Linked DNA regions of Mus musculus: all the other regions are linked to region 2. The links are chromatin loops, found by intact Hi-C in ENCODE. Cell type or tissue: heart. All regions are shown on one strand. Region 1 overlaps Arl15 (ADP-ribosylation factor-like 15). Region 2 holds the start of Gpx8 (glutathione peroxidase 8 (putative)). Region 3 overlaps Gm34586 (a long non-coding RNA gene). Region 4 has its middle 26 kb from the start of Cspg4b.

What was found. A loop is a pair of places that touch in the nucleus more often than their neighbours do. Peaks named below come from ENCODE experiments on the same cell type or tissue, not always from the same donor. Only the 100,000 strongest peaks of a DNase experiment are listed, where the experiment ranks them.
Region 1: it touches region 2 in a loop (2.9-fold over the local background); 2 of 42 quality-filtered maps call a loop at or near these places.
Region 3: it touches region 2 in a loop (2.6-fold over the local background); 4 of 42 quality-filtered maps call a loop at or near these places.
Region 4: a loop joins it to region 2, with 11 times the contacts of the local background. A loop is called at or near these places in 32 of 42 quality-filtered maps.

Annotation. Positions count from the first base shown.
Region 1 is chr13:113,862,954-113,867,953 of GRCm38, forward strand. The region is part of intron 1 of Arl15 (ADP-ribosylation factor-like 15); the gene reads left to right. Among named protein-coding and RNA genes, the nearest start is that of Arl15, 71 kb to the left of the region's middle. In heart, CTCF peaks have their summits at 2,164 (motif pointing left), 3,035 (motif pointing left) and 4,989 (motif pointing right); no DNase peak of the experiment used is centred here; H3K27ac peaks cover 465 bases.
Region 2 is chr13:113,044,517-113,049,516 of GRCm38, forward strand. All of the region lies in intron 2 of Cdc20b (cell division cycle 20B), which reads left to right. Gpx8 (glutathione peroxidase 8 (putative)) reads right to left here and starts at 1,872. Exons shown (of 3, transcript NM_027127.2): 1 at 1,656-1,872; 2 at 916-1,177. The coding sequence starts at 1,859. In heart, a CTCF peak has its summit at 2,123 (motif pointing right); a DNase peak (open chromatin) is centred at 1,895; H3K4me3 peaks cover 2,313 bases; H3K27ac peaks cover 1,497 bases.
Region 3 is chr13:113,667,701-113,672,700 of GRCm38, forward strand. It overlaps Gm34586 (a long non-coding RNA gene), which reads left to right. Exons shown (of 6, transcript XR_382933.3): 2 at 3,421-3,554; 3 at 4,466-4,672. Among named protein-coding and RNA genes, the nearest start is that of Hspb3, 6.5 kb to the left of the region's middle. In heart, a CTCF peak has its summit at 2,226 (motif pointing left); no DNase peak of the experiment used is centred here.
Region 4 is chr13:113,264,922-113,269,921 of GRCm38, forward strand. No RefSeq gene overlaps it. Among named protein-coding and RNA genes, the nearest start is that of Cspg4b, 26 kb to the right of the region's middle. In heart, CTCF peaks have their summits at 523 (motif pointing left) and 1,904 (motif pointing right); no DNase peak of the experiment used is centred here.

The DNA.
Region 1 (5,000 bases), 820 kb after region 2:
GCCTGCGGTCGTCTGAGAGAAGAGGCTTCGGTTGGGTCATTGCCTAAACCACACTGGCCTGTGACAGAATTTGTGCGGGACCACCTTGGTTGTGAATTAGTCCATAAAGGGGCCCTTAAACACTGGACAGCAGCATCCTTAGTCAGATGGCCCTGGGTTATGTTACAAAGGTAAGTAAGCATCCTGGACATCACCACCCTTATTAGGTGGCCCTGGGTTCTGTTGGAAGGTTAACTAAGCTTGAGCCTGCGTTCGAGCCAGCAGGCAGCCTTCCTCTGTGCCTTCTGCTTCGAGCTCCCGCATCAGGGTAGCCTTGACTTCCCTCCGCGATGGATTGTGACCTGGAAGTGCCTATGTCAAACTCACCCTCTCCTTCTGTTGTTATTATTGATCAGGATCTTAACCAGAGCCACGGAAAGGAAGCGACCATGGTCTGCAAGTATTTTCCAGTAGCCTGTTGTAGGCATTAAGGCTGTGATAGCAGACTAGACACTTACTAGTGCTGTAATTGTGGCAGGTGGCACACCTATACCAAACACTTGCAATGCAGTGTGTGTTGGGGGCTCTAGAACAGGATGAGAGTAAAGCGTTGAGTGAGTGTGGATAAAGGATGCCCAGTGGACCTCAGTGTGGACTTTTTGGTGCCTTCTAATTTTGGAAGTGTTCCTCTCTGTGTGTATGTGTTCTCTGTATATTGCCAGTATAAAATAAATTTAAGGTAAGTCTAAAATGTGAGCATCTGGTGGTACCTATTGAGATCATTTAGTGGCTTCGGAATGGCAAAGCACCAAGGGCTGGGGGTGTTGCGTCAGTTAGCGACAGGCTTGGAAGGCGCACTCAGAGGTGTGTGTGGTCTTTCAGGAACCCAGCCTTGTCTCTTGTTGCTTCTCCTTTTGCAGTGCTTGCTAGAACCTTCTTGTCCCGAGCAGCCTCTCGAGCTCGAGATGCCCATGTTTCAGACTCCAGGAAGGAAGAAGGACAACAATAGTCTGCCGGTCTTGTTTAAGGAAACTATCTCAAATGCCCATCCATTTCTGTTCTCAGACTTCAGAACATAAACAAATGGTCACATTTAACTGCATGCAGATAAGGCCGAGTTTTCCCCACTGGGCTGTGTATTCAGAGCGCCTCCCCCCCCTCGTCTAGAAGAAGAACCTCTTGCTGCCCAAAATACCTTGTCAGTAACTGTGGGAAGAAGGCTGATGGCACAATTTTATTTGCTTAGCTATGCTAACATTTGTGTGGAAAAGAGATTTTTTTTTATTAGTTACATACAAACCTGTGACTATCGAGGTGATATTTGAACTGGGTCAATGCTGCGGATGAAGTTCAGATCCAGTGTGATGTCTCTAAGAATACCTGTTCCGCCCACGAAATACCCTTGATTTTCTGCTTTGTCCCAGAGACCTGATTTCCTTGAGAGTGATTTGGAAAGCACTTTAACACGTACTCAAGGATTTTCTTGTTCTTTGAAGTGGCGCTTAGTCTGTGAGGTTGGCTTAATGTCAGGGTGAAGTTCTTGAGTAAGAACTGCTAACGAATATGAATTTGTAACAACTCTGAGATGCCAGTGACCTCTAGTGCCCGTTGCAGCCCTCACTGGGGAAAGTGACTGCACACCAGTCAGCCTTAGGTTTTCTATTCCCCGTTTGTTTCAGAAGTCAGGGGCTTTGGGGATACCACCTGGCAGTGTCCTCCTTCCTTCTTTGACCCCCCACCCCACCCTGTTGTCTTTTGTTGTTGTGTATTGTAAAACCAGTCCTGGGGTGAAGTGTTTTTCAGCTCAGAGTTTGAAGCTGAGCGTGTTGGCCTCTGGAAAGCAAAGGGTCACTAGCCCCGGGGCTGAGGTTAGCTCTAGCCAACCAAATATCAGGGTGCTTCCTCTTGCCTTCCCACGTTGTTAAACTCAGGGATAAAGTGATGACCGTGATAGCAAGGATTAGCAGAGTAATGATTTGGGAAGAGTAGTCAGGACTCTCCTTTGAATCCTGGTCCTCACCCAGAAGAATGTACCAATTTCAAGGATGGAGAGATGGCTCAGCTTTTAAGAGCTCTTGATTTTTCCTGCAGAGGACCTAGTACAGCTCCTAAAACCCACAGGACAGCACACAAAGGGTCCATAACTCCAGTTCCAGGGAATCTGATGCCCTCTTGTGGCCTCCCCTGGAACTGCATGAACATGATGCACACACATATATACATGCATGCAACACGCCATACATAAAAATAAACTACATAAATCTTTTTTAAATGAAAATCCTACTTTATAAACTACCACTACTTTAAATATATGCTAACACTCTTGTGACTTCATTTTATTTCATTGCATTTAAAATGTAGATCCAATTAGAATTTGTTTTAAGAGTCAGCTTAATTTGTGGGACTATATTTGCCCTCTTATTTGTGGGGCTGTCTTCTTATTTTATAATTCATTTTCATGTTTTTAGAAATACATATGGGCATGATAAAATCCCAGATAGACATTCTGTCTTCATAGATAGAGAAGTTGGGAAGTAATAAATACCAAGAGAAGGCCAGAATATCTCTTAAAGAAGTCTGTTGAACCAGATGTTTCCCATATCATGTGAGTTCAAAACTTCAGTGCCACTCAAACTGGGCCACACGCCATGCATTACTCATTCTGACCTTTAGTGTTAAGTTTGTCCTGCCTGTTAACAAAGGGTTCACCAGTTCTGTTTTCTTGAGGCAATTTGGCCGACTGATAGGAGGTGGCAGAGTCATACGAGACCTAGGTGATAATGGTAGGCTTAAGATGGGTTACGAGATGAGAGCGTTTCAATTGCACAAAGAGAAGGTGTCGTAGTGGGTGCCGGCCAGCTTTGTGATCAGGAGGAGACACCGACACATCATGAAGTAGGATTTCATAGTAAGTGTGACCCCCAGAGAATTGTCTTAGCTCTGTCTGGCAGTTTAAGCTGACTTGGAGATCTTTTGTGCTCAGAAAGAAATCGTTTTTGAAGTATAACTTATTATTGTTTTGGTAGCTGGTGCTCAAGTTCCAGGTGGGAGGGTGTGCCCCCTGGTGGCTGCTGTGCGTCAGTACCACTGACTATTTAGTTCTTCACGTCTAGTTGAGCAGACTGAAGCTAGATCTTGAAGCCCTGCGTTCATTAAGCTGCTGTGCTGGGAGCTGATGTACAAAGATTCCAAGTTCAAGGCCAGAAGATATCGCTATGATGGTAGTTCAACCCTTCATAGATTCCAGAATTTAAGGGTTAGCAAACGAATACTCTTTCATCCAGGCAGACAGTAGAAAGTGGACTGTAATCTCTGTCCTGCCAATGGTTAATTGTGATGGAGAAGGTTTCTATGCCACCCAGGTCTGTGGGAGTTAGACATTGAATTTCTTTGATAAAGATGTCTTCCGATTTTAAAAACAGATAGACCATTTCTACTTGTGACTCAATCTTTTGATATCCTTGTGAATTAAGTTGAATTATTTTCATTTAGGAGAAATAATTATGTTCATAATACTTTTAATTTTTTTTCCTATTTAATTATTTTTAATTAAAATTGCATATAACTTTCAAATGGTAAAAAAAAAATCTGCCACTCCTTTTTCTGTTAATATATAATTTCTCCTCTCAAACAATAAATGTATGCTTCCATAAATCTTGGTCTGTTTGTGTTCTAAAAACATAACTGAACCCATTACTCAATAGCGTCTAACTATTTTTCAGTCTATTTTAAGTGCTTTCCCATGTTATTATGTTTTAAAGTGTTATGTATAAAGCCGAATTTTTTTTATCCTATGTCGTTTAGAGAAACTTGTATAGAATTAAATTCTTTTGACATTAGCCTACAAAGTCAACCAAAGGGGTACCTGAGGCATTGACGCTAACCTTCCAAGGTCTTTGCGGATCTCGTGAAGAGCATTGTCTTTTCATAGGTGTGGATTGAGAGCAATTTTAATACGTGGGAGTTGGGTTAATAATCACCTGAATTGTGTCTATTAGTATTAATTGGTGTTTCTAAGCACTTAGAGCATATTTGCTCAGTTAAGAAAACATAATTTAGTGGATTATTTGGGATAGCTGTTGTGTCCTGGTTCCGGATATTCTTGGTTAACCTGACTTGCTACTCTTGGTAGTCAACTTGACTACATCTGGAATTAACTAAAACCCAGCGGGATGGGAACAACTGCTCATTTTTTTCCTTTCTCCCTTTTTGCTTTTTTCAAGATAGGGTTTCTTTGTGTAGCCCTGGCTGTCCCGGAACTCAGAGATTCGCCTGCCTCTGCCTCCCAAATGCTGGGACTAAAGGTGTGTGCTGCCACCACCCAGCTAAGAGCTTCTTTTTTTTTTTTTTTTTTTTTAAAGTGGGAAGACCCACTTTTAATCTGGATCTTTTGAGTTGGGGAGCTCTCCCTTTAGTCTGCATTCTACCTTCTGGTGGCAGCCCATAGAACAGACATGGATGAAGGAAGCTCTTGTTCTCTGCCTGCTTGCCCTCACTCTCACTAGCCAGTCCATCCTTTCACTGGCATGAGAGCAGAGCCCACTTCTTTGGGATTCTGGTATATACTGAAGACCAGCTGAGGAAGCCAGCATTGTGGACTGAACAAGTTCTACATTCTTAGGACTTGTATTGGTAGACAGCCATTGTTGGATCACAGCCTGGAATGAGTTCCTGTGTGTTTGTGTGTGTGTGTGTGTGTCTGTGTATGTATGTATATATATTCCTATGAATTCCATTTCTCTAGAGAACCCAGAACCCTGACTAATATAATAGTCAGCTTGTAAGAATTTAAGAAGGCAGGGCTTGTTTTGAGACCCAATGTTCCTTTTGGCATTTAATTATTAGTAACTGTGAGTAAGACTCTCACATTTTCTTAGTTCTTTAGTCATACTACCAAATAAAAGTCACTTCTGCCCCTGTATTCAGGTTATATTTGCGCTTTCCTTTGTAAGGTGCTAACTGCTAGCAATCAAAGATACTTCTTGTGTTCTCTGAGTTTGTTAAGGTCCACTAGAGGGCAC
Region 2 (5,000 bases):
AGTTGATACCTTCTTCCGGAATCTAGACTTTACCTCTAGGTTCTTACTCTCCTGTCTACGGTCAGTGAGATCTCACATACTGTTTGTCGCATTTTTGGTTATATGAGGTGAGTTAGGTTCCACAAGCTCCCCCCCTTCCCCCCCCCCCCCCCCCCCCGCTCCCAGTAAGAGCTGTAGAGCTGTAGAGCTATAGTGTTTGACAGAGTTCTTGTTAGATTTTACTTGGATGCTTTGCTCAAGAAAGAGTTCCTGTCCTACCTTTTCTGTATACCCCAGAAATAAAAGCCACAGGGTTCCTGTTCATTGTCTTACAAGTGCTTTAGCTTGCTTTAAATAGATGGCCGTGGAAATAGATTCCCGTGGCTACTTTAATTATAGAGGAACCCTCACATGACTGGGTTTTGAAAATAAGTTATTTTGCTTTGGATCTCTGCAAAACCCTGGCAAACTGACAGGTCAACCTTGAGGATAATGACTCAGATAAAGAGGCCACCATAAAAGTAAGCATAAAGACATACTCAGTTAATGATGTGCTGCCATCAGGTATCCCTGAAGTGTGCAGCATTAGTACAAGGCAGGGAGACTGCCCCAAAGGGCAGTTAGATTACTGGAGAGTTGAAGTATCTGGGAAAGCAGGCATGGCCACGCTTCACATTAGGCCTTCACCATGATGGTCACAGGAGTAAAAACATATCAAAGTAGAATTCTTTACCATCCCAGAAGTCAGAACATCGAGTTAGAAAGTGGCAAAGGGCGAGGTTCTGGATCCTTGACAGTTTTATGAAAACTTCCCAGTAAAATAAACGAAATATGAGCTCTAGCCCTAAAAGTATCTATTTATCTTTCTCTATATCATTCATATGTAATGTATGAAATGAGAAGAATGAACAACATTGAGGCAGAGTAGATATTTACCAACAATAAATCTAAACGCAGGTTCTGCTTCCGGCCCTAAAATCTTAATCTTGTGGAAGATGGGGAATGTGACTCCGTAGTTCTGTCTCGCAAAAGATTCTACCTCCTTGCTGGACTTGGGCTCCGATTCTCCAAACTGATTGCACGGAAAAGCCAGGACGTTGAAGTGATAGGGCCCGAACTCCTTGTGTAGCTCCCTGAGAGTCTGGTAACTCTTGTCTGTGAAGCGGCAGTCACTAGCCACGTTTACAACCAGGGAAGCCTCCCGGAAAAAGAAAAAAAGAAAAAAAAAAGACCCACCGGAAAGAGAAGCAAAAGATTAAAAAAAAAATCTTCATACAGCTAAAATCCTAAGCCATTTTGGCAGACTACGAAGTCTGATAGATTCCATATTTTTAGACAGATCCAACTTTATTGAAAACCATAACCCAAATGAATGGTCGAAGACTGTGACAAAGTTTTAGTTAGGTTATGTAAAGAACACTCTTAGTAGCGGGTCTCAAAGCATCTCCTAGATAATACAGCATCGTTTCCTCACAAAAGAGAAGACAGCTTTCGAGAAAAACAGTTGCTTTGTGGAGTGGAAGTTTAAAGCTCTTAGAATTCTGATAACTAAAAGGACCACTAACGATATTACTTTGAAGACTACATTCCAACTTATGGCTGTGCCGAACCCCACTCTATGCTGAGAATAAGTGTCAGGGCCAAGGAACAACAGAAATAAAAGCCGGAAGACTTACTTTGCCTTTGAACTTTTCCAGAGACACGGTCCTTCCTTTGGCATCCTTTACTTCAAAGGAGTAGAAGCTGTTGGTTCTCGGCTTCAGGAATTTTAACTGAAGGAGAAAAAGCATCACGGTGCACAGAACCATAGAGAGCAAAACTGCAAATATCTTTGCTTTGGGCCCGGAACATTTTAATGGGTAGGCAGCGAAAGGCTCCATTTTGGACGATCCTGGGAGTCTCAGCAGGCTGGAATGCAAGGCGGGGCTGAAACTTGAAACCCGCCGAGCTTAAGGAGAGCCGGAAGGGGTTACAGACCCTTCGGCTGCTGAAGAGCAGGAGGACCCTTCCCAGAAGAATCAAACGAAGTCAGAAAATCAAAAAAAAAAAAAAATTGTTAACGTGGCTGCACTTTAACTTTTTTTTTTTTTTTGATAGAAGAATTCTATCGTTTTAGTAGATCCTTAAGACGCCCCCTTCTACGAAAACGTTTTACCAGAAGGTGGTGCTCTTGTAACTTGGAAATGAGTGGTCATCGGGCTGCTCAGCATCCCGTGTGTTCACTGAGCAATAGATTGGCTGTGGAGGACTGAATAACACCCAGAAATGGCTTAGAGTGTAGATTAATGTGGTCTGTTAATATGACGTGTGACCACAAAGAACTTAAAGGTTTTATGTATTTATTGACGTACTATATGAATATAGAGAATATTTATAATAGAGCAACGAAGGCTGGAAAAGATCATCCTATTTATTCTGACGTCATCTAGTGAAGGCAACCAGATGCCAGGAGAAGACAGCAAAAATAGAAAGCCATAAAGGCATAACACCCATTCTCTATTAGAAACCATAGCAGCTATTGTCTTCTTCAATTTTGTCTTTGTCACTGGTGAGATAGTTTACAACATAACATGCACACACACACACACACACACACACACTCACACACACAGAGGCACACATTCACAGGCACACAACTCACATACACAGATACACACACACAGACATCCACACACAGGCACACATATGCAGATACACACAGGTATACATATGAACACACAGGCACAGACATAGGCACATACACACAGGTATACACACATATACATAGGCACACACCCAGATACACCCATATACACATATCCCCATACATACACATATATACACACATTCCCCCCACATATGCACCCTCACACACATAGCCCCTCATATACATATACATACACATACATATACATACACATATATACAATACACACTATAGATATGCCCACATGCATACACACGCACATATATCCCACTGATAAATTTCATGAAATGGTTCTTTACCCACTCTGTAGTCCTGACCATTGCACTTCTGAGACAGCATGGTTCTGACCTATGAAAATGACTCATGGATTCCAAACTGTAGATGAAAAAATCCTGGGCTCTGTATTAAAGCACAACCCTTGCAGCAGAATTCAAATATTTAAATAGCAGAATTCAAGCACAAGCCCCAAATGAAATCCGCAAACCCACATCTGTGCGGACACACTCATTAGCTGCTGTATCTTTCATCTCTTTTCTCTTTGGCTATAGCTCACTACCCAGGGCCTTTGCTCTGAAGAGCATAGTTACTGGGGGTGGACACTGGAGGCAGCTGAGGGCTGCATATCCCCAGCCTCCTTAGGATTTGCCCTGTTTACCACACAGGAAATTCTGGACTAACATGACATCCACTTGGTGGCACTGCACATTTCTAGGAGGTCTAGACGCTGGCTTTCTCTTGCTCCTGGTGCTTTTGAGCACCTGTCCCCAGCTTCTGTTGTGTGTGGGGTTGGGTGTAGTTGAGCAAAGGTAGTTTAGGCTTGAAGTTAGGTAAGAGGATTCAATGGTAGTGTGTACTGGTAATCCCAGCACTGTGGCAGCTGAGGTAGGGGGATCATGGTTCTGTCTCCAGTCAGGGTTACACACAGAGAGCCGGTCTCAAAAATAAAAACAAGAAAAACAAAAAATTAGAAAGCAACCAACTAACCACTACCATTTCCACTACCACCATCACCACCACCTCTTCCTCCTCCTCCACCCCCACCACCATCACCACCACCTCTTCCTCCTCCTCCTCTTCCATCACCACCACCACTATCACCACCACCTCTTCCTCTTCCTCCTCCTCCTCCCCCTTTCCCACTACCACCACCACCACCTCCTGTTCAAAGGACCCGCCTTCCACCATGTCCTTTGTTACTCTTTTGTTACTCAGCCACTCTGGCCTCACTCTCCATTGGGCTGGGACCCTTGAACCTCTTACATTACCTTCACCTAGTCCACCCAAGACCTCTGGACTAAGAATTTTCATAGCCTCCCCTTTAAAAAAAAGATTTATTTTATTTATGAGTACACTGTAGCTGTCCTCAGTCATAGCAGAAGAGGTCATGGGATCCCATTACAGATGGTTGTGAGTCACCTTGTGGTTGCTGGGAATTGAACTCAAGACTTCTAGGTAAGGAGTCAGTGCCCTTAACTGCTGAGCCATCTCTCCAGCCCCCAAGAACTTTAATTCTTTGTAGGATCTCCTCATGATGCATGCATACCACAGCCCCAGAGCCTTACGGGAAGGATGTGTGCCTTGTCTCTGTGGATAAAGTCCTTTATCCAGTTCATCAGGCAATCCAAGTAAATGGATGGGGAACTTGGTCTCTAAACAGTTAACCTATAGAAGAGCTGCTAAAATTTGAAAATTTGAACCATGTGATTCATCCCTTTGTGATAGGGAGCTAGAGTGGTTCCCTCTGTGAGGGTTGCTGGTGCACCGCTCCTCAGACAGGGCCTTTGTATATAAGGTAATACTGTTTTGAGAAAATACACTGGCCTGTTTTCTCCTACAGAGATTCACCAAGTGATCCAGAGTAGAGTGGGTTTGAAAAGGCTAGAGTTCTGCTGTTTAAACTTGCAAGCAATCTCAGCACAAGCCAGCATTCTGAATAAGTAAGCAATCATTTGTGTCTGAGGCACATGTTGGTCTTATATGAAAGTTTGCTGTAGATGGACACTTTTAAAACTATTTAGTTAAATGTTACATCTATCATCATCTATGTATGTTTTGGTGTGTGAATGTATGTGTGTGTGTATATGGATGCATGTATGTATGTTTGTGTATGTGTATCTGAGCATCACTGCACATCTGTAGAGGTCAGGTGACAGCTTGTAGGAGTTGGTGTTGTCCTTCTGCCACGTGGGTCTTGGGGACTGAACTTAGGTTTTCAGGTGTGAGGGCAAACCTTCCTGTGGTTTTATTATTATTATTTGAAATGGGAGTTTGCCATATGTCCAGACTGGCTTTGAGATTGTGGTCTCCTCTGGTCCTCCTGACTCAGCCTCCCGAG
Region 3 (5,000 bases), 620 kb after region 2:
CTGCACCACTGTAATGCAGACTTTAAAATAAGAAGGAGGGCGTTTCGGTTGGAGTGTGAGAGTTCAGAATCAGAGCAGGAAGCCCAATGCTTGGTTAGTTGTTTAAGAAGTTGTCTTAAAGAGAAAATCAATTCTTTATATTTTGATCATCAAAAGGCCAGTTGAGGAATTATTTTTCAAGGGAAAAAATTAGATTCTAGCCTAGAATAAAGGTGTTAACTCAAATCTGTGCCCTCTCTCTCTCTCTCTCTCTCTCTCTCTCTTTCTGGCCACATCTGTAAGAAACATGTTTGCCACCATGAGCCACTGAGGACACAGATGCATACCTGGTGACGGTCATTCAGGTTTATGACACAGAGACCCTCTGACGACGGTGCTCGTAACCCCCTGAACTGATTTCCTAGTCCTAGGTTGACTACAAATGAGAGGCTAAAATATGCCCACTTAAATTTCAACAGTATTGGGCAAAGTAGAGGCCAAATTGTATTGTCTCGGGGTAAATTTACCTTCTGTATAATTTATCCTTTGATTTCTCTGACTTTGACTAGCTGTGTCTGACTTTGAGCAGGTGAGAGGACAGAGTGGGAGAGGCAGACAGAAGCATGGCTCAGCCCATGGATTAAGAGGTGAAGGGTAAGGAGATTAGGCTTAGCAGCAAGAGTCAGTGGCAAGATATCAAATAAGCCATAATTTTTCAGAAACTAATCATGGCCTTCAAGTTACAGTCTCACATAACCTGGGTGAAGAGGAGTAGAACCAGCCAGGGGCTGCCATGGGTTTGAATTCATTTTAGAAAGACAGCTTTTAAAAACCAGACTATTGGCCTGCCTGAAAGAATGGATTGGCAAGAGGTCTTGGTGTACCTTAGTGGATGCAGTCTGATCCCTCTGTGGGCACTAGTCTGTTTCAGATGTTTTCTTTAAAGCCAGTATGCAGTGGGAATGCTAAGGGTTCTTTGGAGAGTCGGTTGTGTTGGGTGGTGTTTTGCTGAGGCAAACACACGAAGGAAAGTTTCACTGAAGCAGACACAGGAGGGAGGATGTTCTGCTAGAGCAAGCACGTGAAAGGACACGTGACGAAGGAGTATTTGCTAACAACACACACGTATTGGTCTGCCTCATACTGTGTAGTTCAGCTCCAGTTGTTGGGACTCCCTGGACTTGGGTTGGTAGGATGCATTTGCTAAAGCAAGACAGGTGTTGAGGCAAGACCTGTGCTGAGGCAAGACATGTGGAGGACACCTGATGTTTGGAGGGTATAAACAGGACTCACTGAATGGTAGAGAGAGGGAGAGCTTAGCTTGCTGGTACAGCTAGCTGTGCAACTCTTATAGATCTTGTGTCTTCACTGATCTTAGCTTCCCTGAGAGAGGCTCGGCTGAGAACCTCTCCTGGTGTCTCTGCAGGTCCCTCCTGCTGACTCAAGCTGAGGCTAGGTTATGTCGCCCCTGTTGCTAACCCATCTCTTCTGAACTGGACTGCTGGTGTATCCTTGAAGTGTTTGTGAATGGATCAAGCTGCTGCTGCCTGCTAACCAATGACCTGAACTGCCAATTTCCAGACAACACATTCGAGAGTTGCTCCAAGAACCTTTCTAAACAGGTCCACTTCCCCCATACCCTTTCTTTCCCACTGCCTCTGGTGGGTGGTGGGCTAACAGGGAGGTTAAAGTATCTAAGAACTGTCCTAGGATTTAAAACCCAATCCCAAGGCTGACCTCGGCCTCCGTACACACTTGCACAGACACATGGGCACACACACACACACACACACACACACGTTCCCTTCAGTCCTTTTCCTTAGCTGTTATCTATGAATCTGGTAAAACTAATTTTCTGGGAGGAACAGCTTGGTGAAATTCAGATGGTACGTAACTGAGTAAACTCTGAATTTCTGGACACAGAAGAGTGCTTTTGACTATGCCACTAAATACTCAATCACCCTGTCTACACTCCTCCAATGAGACCAGTACGTATGCAGCATCTGTCTCGGTCCATTTTAAACACTCCTCTATGAAGAAAGGCTTCTAACATGTCATATGCTCCTTTGAATGTCTATATATTTTTAAATGTAGCAGAATATGTTAATTCAGACGAGAAAGAAGCAGATCTCTTCAAGATGTAAAGTGAACTACGAAACCAAATCCAGATTTAGTGTGATCTGTGGTCTAAAGCGGCTCATTTTTTAAATGTTGTGACTGCCACCTGGTGGCAGAGACTGGAATTTCAGGAGCGGAAGGCTGATTCTTGAGAATTAACTAATTCGGAACAAGCAACTCTTAGACTTTCTGAGTGAGTGGAGAAAAGATGGAACAGGAAAAATTTGAAGGATAGATTTTGAACTCTTGCTTTCTGATCGAAAAGCTACCAAGCTAAGAATATGTGTACCCTGCATAAGTGTGGCCATAAAGATATTAAAGCCGTGTGATCAAAGAAAACACTTAAGCAGCACAGTGGGGTCGTTACTTTGCCCTTTACCACCTGAGCCAATGTCAAGTCACAATCTCTCAGACACTCGTTCTATCCCTCTCTCTCTCTCTGTCTCTCTGTCTCTCTCTCTCTCTCTTTGCTAGTAGAATGGGAAAACACACCTTTCAGATTTGCAAGGAGGTTAGAAAAATAGAACACGGAATGCATAAGATAGAACCTTATGCACAGTAAATGTTCAGTCAGAGCTAGATGATATTTAGAATATAGTATCTTCAAAAAAAGACCAAGGTCCTTTGGAGGAAAGATGATTTCATACAGACCCATTTCAAGCTAATGGGTTGCCCTGCCATGTTTCTTTAAACGTTCATTGGGGTCTTGAAAAAAAACGCTGGCTGTTACTGGATAACACCGTAAGCTCTGGAGCTGGTTTAGACCAGGCCAGACTTAGGAAAGTACTGACTCGATGCTGAAGCCACGGAGCTGTCCTTATCAGCCAGGATCGAATGGTTGTCTAAGTTCCTTCCCACATCTGACCAGAAGCCCTTTGGAGTTGGTAACATGATTCTTGGGCGTCTGGGCCGTTGATCCTGAGAACCTCAAGTCTGCTTTTTCAACCCTGAGGGGAATTCCAAAGAAATACTCAGTACCTGTAGTTCACACGTGGTGGTTTCCAGGGCCTTCTGAGTTCTCTCTTCCACAACAGAGTTCAGCTGAGAGGTCGGGTTAAAGAAAGTGTGGAATTGGAGACAGCGGGGTAGAAGAACCAATGAGTACGGCGAAGAGAGAACCAACGGAGAAAGATTTCAGTGAGCGCGGGAAGAGAAGCAACAGTGTCCGATCCCGGTTCCCAATAAGACACTGCAAAGGAATGCACTGAGTGTATAAGGCTCCTTTGAGGTTCAAAAAATAGAGAAAGAAAAAGCGTTGCCTTTGCAGCCTACCCAGGTGTTCTCTAAACACTGTAATTTCTTCTTTGTGGGTCGGTGGCCCAGCTGCATCTTTCCCACGCACCTCGTGACCATCTCCAGCACTGACCTCCAGCCACTAGGCTCACAAAGAGTTGTTTCAAAAGCACCTTTTTGTGGCAGGATTCTGGGATCGGATCTAAGAAGCCAGTTAACTAAAGGTAAGAAATTTATCCCCAGAACGCTGGAGGAGAGATTTCACACCATTTCTCCTTTCCCAAGCCAGGAATGATGTCCTTATTCAATCCTGATTAGTTGGGTGTGTCCCACCAAGGCTCGGATGCTGGGGCGTGGGTCACAAACTAGTGGCGCTATTTTGAGAGTTCCTGTAAACTTTTGAAGATGGCACATCGCTAGAAAAAGTAGTCCATTGGGGGTAGGTCTTGGGGGGGGGGGTGGAATCCTCTCCCTATCCCTTTATGGTCCACCAAAGAATGAACAGCTTCCTCCTCCACATATTTCTCCTACCTACCATAAAGTTTTGCACCACAATAGGTGCAAAAACAGGGGTCCCTATTGCTGTGGACTGAGTCCTCGGAAGCCATCCCAAAGAAATTGTCCCTCTCTTAACCAGCTTGCCTAGGTAATTTGGAACTGGAATCCCAGGATATTAGGGTTGTTTGTTTGTTTGTTTGTACTTCTTTTGAGGCACACAGTGAATACTTCCCAGCATGCCTTGAGACAGTCGAGATAAAACAGGTGTCTTTGTGTCTCCTTGACCCTTTATTTAGAGGATTCAGACTCATCAAAAAGCATTGCCTTAGAGTTGGGAACTCCCTATAGACAGAATAAAAAATGGCTGAGAATCAACTCCCAAGCTGTTATTGGCTTGCCACTGTGTCTTGGAAAATAACATAGATCGTTTGGATACAGCTTTTTTTTTTTCTTTTTTCTTTTTCCCCCTAAAGCCGGTCTGAGTAGATTTCTGTTAGACTAGAAACACAAACACAGGTGGTCCAGGACTTGCTGCGGTTTGGCTTGATGACGGTGTAAAGGCACTCCCGTTCAGTAGAAATTAGACATCTGTTTTTCCTGCACTGGTGACACACAACATTGTGCTTTCCAATTCCAGGCAGCCATGTGATTACGAGGAGCAGTGCATAGCCTTCCCCTCTGCGAATCAGACAGAGAGAGCCTCACCACCCTCTGAGCTTACAGAAACATCTTGATATTATCCAAAAAGGCATTGGTTCTGTGTTGCTGTTCCAGGTCTCTACAGCTGAGATAAGGATGAAGGACCATCTTGGCACTAACTGAAGTCTGGAAGATCGAAGAGTATGTAAGTTGGGTTCCCAGCAGGAAACAGGGCCTCTTAAAACTGAGAAATTCCAAAAATAAAACATGTATAGTAGCAGGAATAACTTGGGAATGTAGGAACAATGCAGGTTTTAGGGGCAATAAGAGCAGAGAGCCAGCAGCCTTTAGGGTCTGGAGAATACAATCCTTCCAGGGTTAGTAAGAAAGAGAACCCTTACAACCTTGAGGCCTAGACAAACTGAGCAGAGGAGGTGGCTAATGTAATCCAGAGTGAGCACTTTGGAGAAAGGCCAGTGGAGCAGGAGCTGTGACCCTCAGTGGAGAGACAGATAGACAAGCCCCGTGTCCTG
Region 4 (5,000 bases), 220 kb after region 2:
CTCTTTGGCTATTTCTGGCCAGATGTTGAAACTTTGTTGGACAAACAATGCTTGTTCAAGAGGCTAAGGTCACAATCAGGTTGTTTTGTTTTGTTTTGTTTTGTTTTGCTTTGTTTTGTTTTTAGAAGAGCTTAAACAGCCAAATAAGCAGAAGGCGTAGCCCTACAGAACCCAAAGGGCTTAGGTAAGTGAGAAGATGCCTGTAAGTGAGAAGATGCCTGTTATGCAATTTGCTCTTGTTGTCTCTTCTGTCCAAATATACAGAGCCTCTTTTGTAACACAACAGCCTTCTATTTCATTTGACTGGATAAAGCCAGCTTTGTACAAGGAAATTGAGAGCTTGTCAACTGAATTTTGCCTAACCCCACTAGAACACAGACTAAACCGCCATTTCTGTTTCTTTTCTTAGAAGTGAGCTCTAAATTCGGTTTTATTTCATAGCATGCACTGGGCATGGGACTCGGTCAAAGATGACACTTTAAGGTACCAGATTTTCATCAAACAAATGGCGCCCCCAAGTGGCACAGCTTGTTTCAAGATCCAGCATCGTTCGGCGGTTCCTTGGGAAACCAGTCTTTTCCTTTTTAGAATGATTATTTCTGATTGTGTGTACGTGGATGTGTTTGTGTATGGGTGCCAGCCGGAAGCCAGAGGCACCGGATGCCCCTGGATCAAGAGTTAACCGATGTTTGTGGTCCACTTGACGTGGATGCTGGGAACCCGGCTCAGCAACCCTGCAAGAACAGTTAGTGCTCTTAACTGCTGAGCAGTACTTCCAGCCTTTAAAGTCCTGATTCCTAGAAACTGGAGAAATTATTTTGAAACAAGCACATCATCGGTTAGGTCTCTCACCACCATCACCTCCGCCGCCGCTGCCGCCGCCACCACCACCACCACCACCACCACCACCACCACCACCACCACCACCGCCACCACCACCGCCGCCATCATTACCAGCATTTTGTTTGCTGGCTAAGCATCCTCCCTATTATCAAGCGACATCTCCAGCCCCAATGGTATATTATTCTTTAAGATGGCTCTGTGAATTCTTCAACTTTAGCTTTTAGTTTCTGGAGAGCTTGAGATGTTTCTTCCTCCTCGCTGCCATGAGAAAGTAGCTTAGATTCAAACGCTGATGTTAGTAGAGGCATCTAAACTTTTGATATGATATCATCTACAGATGTGTTGGGACATATTCACAGCTATTGCGGGATGCAGGCAGCCCAAAGGCTGAAGCATGGACAAACCTGATTGGATGGTTTCTCATGTGAAGGGCTAGGCTAATCTAGAATAAACATTCCCAGTTGAATTAACACGTAGGCAAAGAGAGGACGCTAGAGAAAATGGGTAATAATTTGAATCAGCATGTGCAGGCCTTGGTCTTTCTGCAACACGTGTGGTCTTAGGAAGGAACAATGGCTTTTGCGTATGTGGGTGGTAAACGATGCTGAATGCCTTGATTTAGACTGCAGTGCCAATGATGGAGTTACTGGTGGAATGAAGAGGCACGTGAGCTGTTCTTTCTCAAGGCTGACTTTGAACATCAACTCTCTGAGGCAGCGCAAGTTGATGGAAAACCATCCAGCAGACCTCCGTTCTCCAGTGGACTGGGAATGAAGTCAGTGGTAAGATGGAGCAGCTACGGGGTGTGGCTACTCTCATTGCTACTCTAAGGAGAACAAGGAAGTTGCCGCTGTGCTGGCTAGACCTGTACAGGTAGCCACGCTGATATAGCAGACAGCATGGAGGGCCTATGCTTCATGCTTTAGTAAATGTCTAAATGTGTGTTTGAGGGTCGGGGGTGGGGGTGGGGAGAGAAGGACAGCACCCGGAAAGGGTAAGACATACTTAATAACTCTTGCAAAGACAATACTCAGCTGCACTATTCACGTTGTCCACTAGAGGGCGGGCCTACTCAGTATTCCCCATCTGGAATCCCAGAAGTAGATAGAGTTCACTGTCTATACAGAGTATCAGGGTTCCTGCAGGAAAAAATATCCTAATATCTCCGACCAGATATCATTCTTGTGACATGAAATCTCTATCTTGCACAGTGCAGAGTATTTATCAATATTTTTGACCACGAAAAGCCAGCAGACATGACAGTAAATAATCTCCAATTGCTAATTATATTCTGGGGAGGAAAAATTACCCTTAACCGACAATCATTTGCATATTGTATTTCAGACTTGTGTATTAGTTATTCGCTGTTATAAGGCTCAAACATCTCTTTTCTCAAGACTCTTGTTTAGCCAAGAGCCAATGAGCAAAGCTGTAAAAAGACACAAGTCTCCACAATTTCCCAGATACAGGGGGTCTGATTAGGGCTGTCATATATGATATGGGGTTACATCCTGTTGGCACTCACTATGTGCTCTCTGTGTCTTTCAGAGTCTTCCTCCAAGAGTTCAGACCACAGGAAGCAAGGTGTTTTGTAAATTGACTTTACACTAGGGGTTGTGGTCATTTGGAATTTGACATCAACCACTGTGTTGATGGATGTGTGCATTTAAAATGAGGAACTGGCCTGGAAGAGAATATTGTGTAAGAAAGTGAGTCTGTAGTGTAAGAACTGCAGGGCCCGCAGAATCTGAAGACAGAGCTACTAATAGTATTTATCCCAGAGAGCCACTAAGTGAATTAAACACTGTACACGTGTCTGGAGAAACGTGCATACTTTTGAAAGTCTCCCACCCACAACACACACACACACACACACACACACACACACACACACACACACACACACTGTTTCTCAGTGTAGCTCTGGTTGCCCTGGAGCTTGTTCTATGGGGCCAGCCTCTCCTGGAACACAGAGATCCACTGATGGCAGATGGAATTAGAGGTGTGTGCCACCAGGGTCTGGCCCAGCATTGAAATGTCTTTTGTTGTGAGGGAGTTTGGCAGTTTGGAGACAAAGTTGCAAGGTCGACTTCCAATTAGTCTCCATTGAAAGGAAGATGGGTGCTAACCATGAGTGAACAATATCATGGTTTGTTTCTATTTTAGCAACAGTCAGTGCCATGTTGTCTGTGTGTCAAATTGATTAAAGATGTTTATATAACAGAGATTACGGTAGTATGTGTTACCACAGAAACAGAAGGAAAAAGTGAAAGCAGCTAGGTGTGTACCTCGAGTCCCCCCACTGCGGATCAAAATAAGCTCAACAAAAGCATCAGCTCACGGACCTTAAATACACACCATAAAGTATACCCACACCACAACCCGTAGACACTTCATGACTACCATGTATAACATTATTTCAGTATTCATTCTAGTAGTGATGCATACCTCATTAATTCATGGACATATAACTGACTACGTTGGATTCTAAATGGCAATCTAAATCTCCATGGATAATTCCTTGTCTCTAATCTTTAATCATTATTAACAACACTTCAATCTATTCAAGGCAATCTACTTAAAAAAAAAAAAAAAACGTAGGTTACAGCAGTCAGAAAAAAATAAAACTAAAAGCCACCCAGAAACAGTCAGAAACCCATGATCAGCACTGCCTGTCCTTATGTTTAACACTGTGCTGGCTTTATTCAAAACACAGTTGCACAAGGGTATCAGCTCCAGGGTCTTTAAGGACTTCACACACTATATACACATATCTTGCGCGTGCCCTGACTCGCCAGCAAGAACGACGCTGCAACAGGATCCTTCTGTACACGTTTATTGGGAGAGCTTGATTGCAGAGGCGAAGAGACCCTAAGCCCAGAACTGGTGCTGCTTATATAGGCCTAGGAGAGGCGTGTCTCACACCTGGATTGGTTATGCATGGGTTGTGCTTACCACCTCATTTGCATGCCTACATCTGATTGGTTAACTTGTCTCTCATCTGATTGGTTAACTTGTTTCTCATCTGATTGGTTAATTTTGGTTAATTCTCAAAACCTCATCTTGGCAAAAAAACTTTACTGCCTATGTATGTGTGGTGGCCAGCGGTAGCCAGCACCACCCTGCAATGGCACATGTGGCTTCCCACACACACATAGTACGAAGAGTGCTTAAACAGGACCTGGAACTTCTACAGAATAGAAAACCCACCCTTGCTTATTTGCATAAAATGCCGCCCACAAAGTTAAATATGTCTTAGTGGTTATCTGGAGGCTTTATAGTAAAATCCTCACTAGTGTAAATCCTGCATCAGACACAGAGACAAGATAGAGGACTGACCCAGGGCAGGATTTTTTAAAATTTAGTTTTAAAACTTGCATTAATGGGCGGGGGTGCACGCCATAGCATGCAGGGGATGGCGAGGACTACTTGTGGGGTCAGCACTCTCCTCCCACAGTGTGGGCCCTGCAGATCAAGTCTGGATCATTGGGCTTTGCAAAAAGTGCTTTTAACCACCAAGTAGTCTCACCATCCCAGAGGTGAGATGTTTGTTTGTTTGTTTTTAGAGCAGACAAAGTAAGTCCAAATCTCCCAGGCCAGTGTTCCACGTCGCACACTTGGCAGGTCTCTGTGCTTCTCATAGCATAGAGAAAGTAGAGGCTTCTGAGCTCCGGGCCCTGTACCTGGAGTAGTGAACAGACTCTGGTTAAGTGCACCTCTGCTTTTTTCTTAGCAAATCCCTCCCTGCGTTTGGATGTTGTCCAACTCTCTCCTCCCTCTTCCTTTCCCCCTCTCTCCCCCTCTCTCCTCCTCCCTCACTTTTTTCCCAGACAAGTCCGAATTCTAGAACTCCCTTCCCTAATCTTAAGATCTTTTTACCCTACAAGAGATACTTGTCAAATCCCAACTCTTTGGCGCGGTCCTTACACCTGGTCTTTCTTCCTCTTAGCAAGCCGTCTGTCCATTCTGGGCATGACAATGACATTTCAGTCTCTGGACGAGGTAAGGATGCTTCTCCCATCTAGGGTGGTTCTATCCTTCAAATGGCATTATCAGCCTTCCTCTATCTCTTGTTCCACCTTTCACGAAACCTTTCAGCATCTCTGAGCACTCATAATAGACCTCTTCATGTAACTGTATCCAATACATCTCATTCT